2 separate regions of the Homo sapiens genome follow, and region 1 is linked to region 2. Evidence: chromatin loops called from intact Hi-C (ENCODE). Cell type or tissue: dorsolateral prefrontal cortex. All regions are shown on one strand. Region 1 has its middle 94 kb from the start of ANK2-AS1. Region 2 has its middle 38 kb from the start of ANK2-AS1.

Region 1 (5,000 bases), 56 kb before region 2:
TTTCAGCTCAGGTCTGACCTATGATTGCCTCTGCCCCATATTCTCCTTGTTTTTAGATGTTTAGACTTTCTATGGTTGAGGGAATGAGGCTAGTGAGTAGAGAGATAGAGGCAAAGGCATTTTCACCTATTGCTTTTGGTGCTTTCCTGGCTATCAAATGTCCTCTTCATCTCAGGCCTTCAGATGCTGCCTCTTCTCTGATGCCACTGGAGTTCTTTGAAGATCTCCCCTGGGATTTCTCCTATTAACTTTCAGAGTCCCCCTCACCCCTGAGCTTTTACCCTAGGAGGTACAGCTCCAGCCATTTACTGTTGGGGTCCTTTTGCACCAGCAGGCAGCAGTGTTCTTGGGCTGTGCCTGTCAAGTGAAGATGACATAAGCCTAGATATCTGCTTGAATTGTTTCGCTGATTTCATCTTGAAAGAAGGGGCTGGTATCTCTCCAGGTAAGTAAAACTTGCAAACATCTCCAAAGTGGTTCACTTGGTCCCTTCTTTTCCTGCATGGCTTCACTTAGGAAAAACACCAATAAAGCATTCTCTTCCTAAAATTTTCTGTAAATAAACTGTCCTCTTAAGGAGTCTATAAGCTTTTCTAATATGGGATAGGTGTTTAGAATATGTTCAGTAGCTGGGTTTTGTAATCTTTTAATTGCTGTGGAGATGATGGATCTATTGATTATTTTTGGAACTAATGTGGATGCTACTGACTTGTTAACTCAGTTTGGGGCCTCAGCTTAAATTCTGAGCCAACACAAAAGAGTTTAATTCCACATTCTTTTTCAAATGTAATCAAACATGTTGGGGAAATATCTCTGTAAATGACATTGGAATATCTTGCTAACCATTTAGAACAAAAATAATTGATCTCTATTTGGGTACCACACACAAAAATAAATCTGAGATGGATTAAAGATTAAAATGACAAAACTGCTAGTAAAACAAGATATTGTCATCTTGGTCTGGAATAAGCCTTTCTAAATTTGATGCCAAAGGTAAGAAACAAACAGGAAAAAGAATGCCCAATTAGCATTCGTAACAATTAAAAAGTTTCACATGGCATGCACACAACACAAAAGACAAATTTTATAGTGGAGAAATAATTTGCAAAAAGGGTTACTATTCTCAATATATAATGAGATATCATTAAGAAAAATATAAATATGAGAAAAATGAAGGAATTTAGAAGTAGGCAACTCAAAAGAGAAGAAATGCAGTTGATCAATAAACATAATTAGATGTTCAGTCTTGCAAATAATTCACTTTTTTGGTCTGCTTGGAATGCTTTCCCCTTTTCTTCACAATTTTTGTAAACCTGATTCCTTTTCACAAGGGTCTTCAGTCTAATGTCCCTCATCTCTGTAACTCCATGCTTCACTTCTTACCTGCCTCTCTCTATTTGAATATAAGCTTTTTGAGGTCAGATACCTAATCTATGCCTTTTTTCCCCCAGTGCCTATTTAGTGCTTGGCCATAGTAGACTCTCAAATGTTTGTTGAGTAAATGTGTAAATAAATGAAGGAACTGATAGAACGTAAATGGAAACAATTACATACAGTATTTTCCTATTGTATTAAGAAAGGTTAAAAAGTAAGGCTGGGTGCGGTGGCTCACGCCCGTAATCCCAGCACTTTGGGAGGCTGAGGTGGGCGGATCATGAGGTCAGGAGATCGAGACCATCCTGGCTAACACAGTGAAACCCTGTCTCTACTAAAAATACAAAAAATTAGCCTGGCATGGTGGCATGCACCTGTAGCCCCAGCTACTCAGGAGGCTGAGGCAGGAGAATCACTTGAACCTGGGAGGTGGAGGTTGCAGTGAGCCGAGATCATGCCACTGCACTCCAGCCTGGGTGACAGAGCGAGACTCTGTCTCAAAAAGAAAAAAAAAAAAAAGAAAAAAAGAAAGGTTAAAAAATAAAAATACCTAGCATGAGTGAAATAACGTATTATCATTCTTGGAGGTAAAAATTAGCACAGTATTTCGGTAGGAAAATTTGGCAAGTTGAATCAAATTTTAAAATGTGTGCCTCGGCCGGGCGCGGTGGCTCACGCCTGTAATCCCAGCACTTTGGGAGGCCGAAGCGGGCGGATCACGAGGTCAGGAGATCGAGACCATCCCGGCTAAAACGGTGAAACCCCGTCTCTACTAAAAATACAAAAAATTAGCCGGGCGTAGTGGCGGGCGCCTGTAGTCCCAGCTACTTGGGAGGCTGAGGCAGGAGAATGGCGTGAACCCGGGAGGCGGAGCTTGCAGTGAGCCGAGATCCCGCCACTGCACTCCAGCCTGGGCGACAGAGCGAGCCTCCGTCTCAAAAAAAAAAAAAAAAAAAAAAAAATGTGTGCCTCTTTGACAGTAATTTAATGCTTGGAAGTTTATCCTAAGAAAATTACTGAACTAATGTACAGAGATACATTTGGTTGTGTAACAAAGTATTGTTTATGATAGGGAAAAATTACTAGCAAATGAGATGTTCATTGATAATCAGGAAATTGATATTTTGTAAAACATTCAAACAAATGAATATACTTAGTTGTTAAAAATGATGTTATAGATCTGTGTTTATTGACATAAAAAGGTATTTGTGATATAGGAGAAAAAAATTATACTGAGCAGGAGTTATTTTGATAACTAGCTGGTATAAAAAAGGTTTTTAAAAAGATCATAATTTCCTTTTCCAGTGTTATTTAATGATTCAAATGAAAAGAAAACAGTTGAAGTAATTTCTTTGTAAATTCCTTTTCCTTCTAATTTGTTTTTCTGATTATTTTCTTCATTCTTGTTACTGCCACCTAGTGGATGATGATTGGTTTGCTTTTTTATTGTTCGAGATTATGGTTTATTTTTTCCCCGAAGGTAGCTCTTTCTAAGGGTTTAAAAAAAAAATCACCAGTGGTGTGCTAGTAAACATTTTACTTCCAGCTATCCAAAGGCATTGTGTACATAAGTATACATTCATAAACTTCTAATAAGCTTTACTTATAAAGGATGCACACAATTTATGTAGAGGGAGCACATATTTTACGAGTAATAAGAAAACAGAAAATACTCTTTATTTAAATTATAAATAGCTAATTGATTATAACAAATTGCTTTCATTGCTTTTTGCTGAACTCCTGTATCTGTAGCAAACCTGTGGCTGCAGTTCAACCATGATTTGACACATGGAGCTGTATGCCAATTTATTAACCCTTTACCAAATATCATTAAATCTGACGTGTGATGTACCATTGGACTATTTCTCACCATTGTACAAATTATCTTCATTGAACTCAAATCTCTTTCAGCTTTAGCACTAAACCAAACCCTTCTTTATAGTGCTTGTAACTTTATGTTATGCAAATATTCCCACTAACGTTGATGTCAATCTACCAATGTGAAAACACAGAACCTGGATTTGGGGACAGATGCACAGTAGCACTCCATTATGTAGTATTTTCACTTTGCATATGTGATAGACATAATAGCTTCAAAGCATAGATAACGGTAAAATGTAGTAAATGTAGTAAAATAAATAGGGAGTGATGTTTAAAATGTATATTTCACTATTTTTAATATAACTTGTTTGACTATAAGTTTATATAACTTAACTATTAAAACTGGCTTGCAAAATTGAAAATTTAACAGTTGGCTTTCACAATCTTGCATGAGCAAATGCCACACCACTGAATATAGCTGTTATCTTTGCTTTTTGAGTTGTCTTTATTGTTCTGGGGAAGCTGCAGAGCCATGAAAGAGACCATTCTTTGAGCTCTAATTTGTATCTGAGCAGCATATTATGACATGTTTTATTGTTATCTGTCGTTGGTACATGTTAAGGAAGAGTAATACCATGATGTAATCCTACTCTTCCTTAACATGTGTGTTTTAAGCCTTTGAGCATCTTTTTAAATAAAAGGATGAACATGTGAAATATATATGCAAAGTTCTAAATTATTGAGCAAAATTATTATCATACAATTACTTCAACTAAAATATCTCTTAGAGATACTTTTATAAAATAATCCAGAAGGATTTACCTTTTAATATGCTTCCTCATATTGTCTCATCTGACCCTCCTACAAATCTGTAAGGGGCATATTATTATTTTCATCTTACAGGTTAGGAAATGGGGAAACAGAGAGGTAAAGTGACTTGACCAAGTCAAGAGAGATTAGGAGATTATATTAGTAATGATAATAACAGCAGCAACAGCATCACTACAGAAATTGTTGACAAAGTACCCAGGATATGCCAAGCACTATTCTAAATACACTGCGGTTATTGTTTCATTTAATCCCATGAAACATACCATAAATCTCCACTTTTCAAGTAAGAAACCCAGACCAGAGAGGTAGAGCAATTTGCTCAAGGTTACATAAGTGGGGACACTGGGGTTCAAAGCCAGATATATCTGATTCCAGAACTTAACTCCCAGAGGCACTATAATCTCCTGCCTCTCATTATTAATCTGGATTTCCACTATATTCTGCATTCACAGATGCAGGTCTAGAAATGCAGTTTAAGTTTATCCATTGTTTAGGCAAGCATAATTTATAGCTTGAATATTGTAAAAATAATTATTCATGTTTCTATTTTGCATAGTTCTAGAAGGAAATAAAGTTCTGTTTTAAGGTGTTTGCTTCTGTGCAAGATGCACAGGCCAGAGTCTCTTATGACATTCGAAGTAGGGAGATGTTAATGATGAGGACAGCCCTGCCTATTGTTCCCAAGTCTCCAGAGACTTCCAAGGCTTCCAGTCCTTACACAATTGTTGGGAGAATCCCATTACTTGTTTGTGGAGAGGATTACATACGTTTGGTTTGCATTAATTGCAGAGCTTTGCCGTTAGCATTACTCATATGAGACTCTTTCAGATAGTTATTAATTTCCATTTAAGGAAATTAAACTTTTGACATTCTCTAGAGGTCTAATTATTGACTGGCTGTTTCCTGACTCTACTCTGGCAGAGGTAGTTCTTTTGCCTTGTCGGCACTAAATCTTGACTCCTGAATTTTGACGA
Region 2 (5,000 bases):
ACATGGAGCTGTCATCTCCTATGACAACAACGCCTTCTTCTAGAATAACTCCTGACAGACCTGTCTGAAGCTATTTTACAGTTAACTTCTTTTTCTATAAGTGATGGGGAATACTCTAAAATAAGAATAAAAAGTATGGTATAGTAAATACATAAACCAGTTACATAGTAGTTTATTATCAAGTTTTATATACTGTACCTAATTGTATATGCTATTATTTCATACAACTGGCAGTGCAGGTTTGTCTACATCAGCATCACCACAAACACATGAGTAATGTGCTGTGCTGTGACATAATGGACAGCTGTGACATCACGAGGTGATAGGAATTTTTCAGCTCCATTATAACCTTTAAGACTGCTGCCATATATAGTGTCCATCATTGACTGAAATGTCATCACGTGGCGCATGACTGTATTTTAATAAGCCGTAAGAGAATCTTTTTATAACCTTGAAGTGAGTAAATGCTTTTTAACTAAGACATGAAAACAATAAGCCATAAGAAAGAAGACTGATGAATTCAACTACATATGAATCAAGAGTTTCTGCATCATGCAAAGATCAACATAAATAAATTTAAGAAATAAGAAATCAGGGAGAAATATTTGCAACTTGTATCATAGACAGGGCTAATTTACCTAATTTATAAAAAGCTTGCATTTCTCAAAAACCTAAAAATAGAACTACTCTATGACCCAGCAATTCCACCATTAGGTATGTATCCAAAGGAAAAAAAAATCAGTATACCAAAGGGGTACCCACACTGCATATTTATCACAGCACTATTCACAATAGCAAAGATTTGGAATCAACCTAAGTGCCCATCAAGGAAAGAATGGATAAAGAAAATGTGATATATATAATCAATAGAATACTACTCAGCCATAAAAAGAGGATTTGCTATTTGCTGCAGCATGGACAGAACTGGAGGTCATTAGGTTAAGTGAAATAAGTCAGGCACAAAAAGGCAAATACCACGTGTCCTCACTCATATGTACGAGCTAAAACAGTCGCTCTCATGGACATAGAGAATAGAATAATAGATACCAGAGACTGTGAGGGGTGGGTAGGAAGGAGAGAGGATGAAGAGAGATTGGTTATGGGTACAAACATACAGTTAGATAGAAGAAATACATTTTAACGTTTGATAGTAGACTAGGGTAATATGATTTGAATGTATGCCGCCTCCAAATCACATATTGAAATGTGATCTGCAGTGTTGGAGGTGGGCCTAGTGGGAGGCATTTGGGTCGTGGTGGTGGATCTCTCATGAATGTCTTGGTGCTGTCTTCACAGTAATGAGTGAGTTCTCACTTTATGAGTTCATGCAAGATCTGGTTGTTTAAAAGTGCCTGGCACCTCCTCCTCTTCCCTCTTGCTCCCTCTTTCGCTACATGACATGCTGGCTCCCCTTCACTTTCCACTATGATTGTAAGCTTCCTGAGGCCCTCACCAGAAGCAGATGCCAGCACCATGCCTTGCGTACAGCCTGCAGAACAACTGTGAGCTAAATAAACCTTTTTTCCTTTATAAATTACCATTCTCAGGTATTCCTTTATAGCAACACAGAATGGACTAACACATAGGGAGACTATTCTTCACAACAATATTCTGCATATTTCAAAGTAACTAGAAGAAAGGACTTGAAATCATACAACACATAAAAATGATAAACAGTTGAGAAGACGGATAGCCCAAACAACCTGACTTGGTCATTACACATTCAACATATGTTACAAACACATCTACCTCATAAATACATAAATTATTATATATCAATAAAAGGAGGGAAAAGCTCCCACATTCAATAAGGCAAAGACTGATGAGCCAATAAAAATAAGTAAAAGAGATGAGAAGATAGTGGAAAAGGAAATATAAGTGCCTCTTCAACATGTGAAAGGAGGTACAACTTCACTCACAAGAGCAGGACAAGTTTAAATACATTGAGCTCTCATTATTTATCCTTCAGATTAGCAAACATAAGAAGTCTTGGTAATAATTTTTGTTAGAAAATGTGGAGAAACAATCTTTTCTTATAGACTGTTGATAAGAGTATAAATGGGCACAGGATTTCTACAGGGCAATTTGGCAATATCTATTGAAGTTACAAATATACATATTCTTTGATCCAGCAATTTTACATATTATTTAATTCACAGATTTATTTGTAACTGGGTTAATGTACTTAGAAATATCAATACAATTTTAAATTAAAAATTAAATCAACTTTTGCTTAAAAGCATCTTCATTTCAGCATCTTTTGGTCTAGTGTTATCTTTTCCCTTTTCCTTATCCTGCCTCATGGTGGGGCAATATATCTCCTTACATTTGGTTTCAAACATGTAGGACTTTGTCATGAATCCATTATGAACCTGACTGACACATTTCTCTGAAAATTTTGTACTTTAAAAATTGTTAACAATTAGCAGAAAAATTAGAACAAGGAAAATGGTTACTCTTCTTATCGTCTATTTTGGAACCAAAAAGCTAACATTTTATTTAGCCTGAGAAAGTAAATGGTCTTAAATCATCGATATGCCATCCATTGCTTTTCCAAAACAGTGATATATTTTTTAAAAAATCAGTTATTTCTTTTTGGGTACATACTTTGCTCAAATGTTATTTACTTATTTTAACTTATAATAAAAATGGATAAAATATGTAATACATGAAGCTGCCCGATTTGAGTATTTTGTGCAGCGGTTAGTATAAATATTTTGACCTTCATCTTGTCCTCTGGGGAAAAGAGTAAGCTTTCAGCTTTTCAGAATGGCGTTTTCACACATATGGCCACAGGCTGTGCTATCCTGGAGAAGCAGGTGGCTAAGTGTGGTTCTGGTCACAGAGCACCCAAAGATTTATCCTTGCCTGATGACAACTACACTCAGAAACTGTATATAATCAGCAGTTCCATTACAGGATACCCAAATACGATGTTCTTAGGGCATCAGAGTATGTTTTTTTCCCGTGTGCTTCTTAGAAAGTGTTTTATTCTCCCCATCTCAGAAGAAAACTATTACTTACAGAAGAGAAAGGGCTCTTGAAAGACTTTGATGTCAGAAAATATGACTTACAACCACATCACATTAAATTTAAGACTTCGATTGCTAAACAGTGAATATACATACAGAATTTATTGATGATAAGGAAATTTGTACCTTAAACTACAATTAAGACTTAAAAACAGAAGCAAATAAAAGTGAATAAATAAGCCATGTTATACAAGCACAGGCATAACTAAAATTAAAACACGTATTAGCCTTCTCACTACTTGCACTTGACTAGTCTTAACAAAAGCTAGTATTGGAGTGGACTGCAAACTCAATATGAAACCATATTGTATTGTGGTAGAGATATGGCAGCAAAAAGATGCAATATACATAAATTGCATAGTTCTGTTCCTGATTACTGTGTAACTCCAAACTAGTGAACTCAAGCATTCCAGTTCACCTCCTCTGAAATCTTGCCACAACAGCATACACTTTTCTCCTTGGAGCCATCATCCTGTAGTGTGTTAATTCTTACATTTTACAGTAGTTTTACCTGGAAAAAGTGGTACCTACACCATTAACTTATTAAGCTTTTCCTTTTTTTTTTTTTTTAACTGAATGAGTCTTTCCTTTTGAATTACATTTTTAATGGAAATAAACTAGGGTTATAGTTTCAGGATTTCCCAACTGCATAGGACTGTAAACATTATATAAAGCTTTGTGTGCTACACTTTATTAGCTTTTAAAGGCAGTTGAGTGGAGTTTATTGTACATAAGACTTGCATTTGTAGTTAGAGAAAAGCCTCACATGATTACCATCTGTTTGCTTTTGCAAGTGTAGCCCTAGAATTCTGATATGCCAATAGAAATGTTATTTTAGTTTTAGTTCACACTGGAGGTTTTCCACAGGCAATTTAATTCTCCTATTTGGAAGAATATTTGTGACCCCTGGTTATAAGCCAATAGGCTCAAATTTTGAAATTTACTTACATGAAATTAACACATGATAAATGATATAAGAATTTCAGTTTAACTTATGTTTGGTGCAAAGCTGGAGTTCCTAAAATAAGCCTTTGGTATGTGGTGTCATATGTGAATTAAAAAGTGAGATGATTCTTCTGCAGAAAGGTAATATATAAATGTATCCAAATTCTATTTGGAGGACACAGGGGGGAAATGGTCATTTTCCATTTTGTATCATTAGTGGGATATTTTATTATTTAATAGCCCAGACACTCCATTACTGAAAGTAAGCACAATCCTTGCTGATGGTAGGCAGATGAGGCTGTGATTCTATATTCTGTGTCTAGGTGGTGGATAGGAGCAGTCCAGTCCAGCTGTCCCACAGACTCAGCCTGTTCATTGGGGAAAAGGGCTCAGTGACCACAGCTAACAAAGAAAAGCAGGGAGATAAAGCAAAAAATCTTGCAGCTGCTGATCAGCTGCTTCACTCGTGGGGCCTCAGAGAAAGAATTTAATTTGTCCTAAACAGCATGTTTTAAGTTACAGTACAACACACCTATCCACAGAAGTATACGTGGAAGGCTGTTGGGAACTGGTTCTTCCACCATTCTTGAATCAAAGGTTTTAAATTATAAACATGCAGACAAAGGAGAACACTGTTCTGTTTAGGTTTTTGTTTTTTGAGCTGCTTGTTTCAGGATGCTGTTGAAATCAGAGCAAGAACTAAGTGAGATGGATGTGGTATTAAGTAGATTCCTCAAAATGATGGCAAATCCTTGCTGTTCTTTAGTTTAAATATATTCTGAAAACTACAGAGTGCCTTAAAGTTTTGAAAACTGTTTTAAATATATATTCACTATTTTAAAATTTTATGTGTTCTCTATATATTTTCTCATTCTCCATACCTTTTTAGTTGAAATACTTTTAAATTTATGGCAATGGGTCCAATTGTTAATCTGAAAACATACATTAAGTACAAAATAGAGTATGCAAAAAACCTGTAAACACCAGGAAATTTAGAGCCCTGAAATATGTCTGGAGATTGGA

The links. Peaks named below come from ENCODE experiments on the same cell type or tissue, not always from the same donor. Only the 100,000 strongest peaks of a DNase experiment are listed, where the experiment ranks them.
Region 1: a loop joins it to region 2, with 2.3 times the contacts of the local background. A loop is called at or near these places in 2 of 110 quality-filtered maps.

What each region holds. Positions count from the first base shown.
Region 1 is chr4:112,948,771-112,953,770 of GRCh38, forward strand. It overlaps a transcript of ANK2 not described here. Among named protein-coding and RNA genes, the nearest start is that of ANK2-AS1, 94 kb to the right of the region's middle. In dorsolateral prefrontal cortex, CTCF peaks have their summits at 2,796 (motif pointing left) and 2,995; no DNase peak of the experiment used is centred here; H3K4me3 peaks cover 1,206 bases; H3K27ac peaks cover 4,099 bases.
Region 2 is chr4:113,004,523-113,009,522 of GRCh38, forward strand. It overlaps a transcript of ANK2 not described here. Among named protein-coding and RNA genes, the nearest start is that of ANK2-AS1, 38 kb to the right of the region's middle. In dorsolateral prefrontal cortex, a CTCF peak has its summit at 2,291; no DNase peak of the experiment used is centred here; H3K27ac peaks cover 3,437 bases.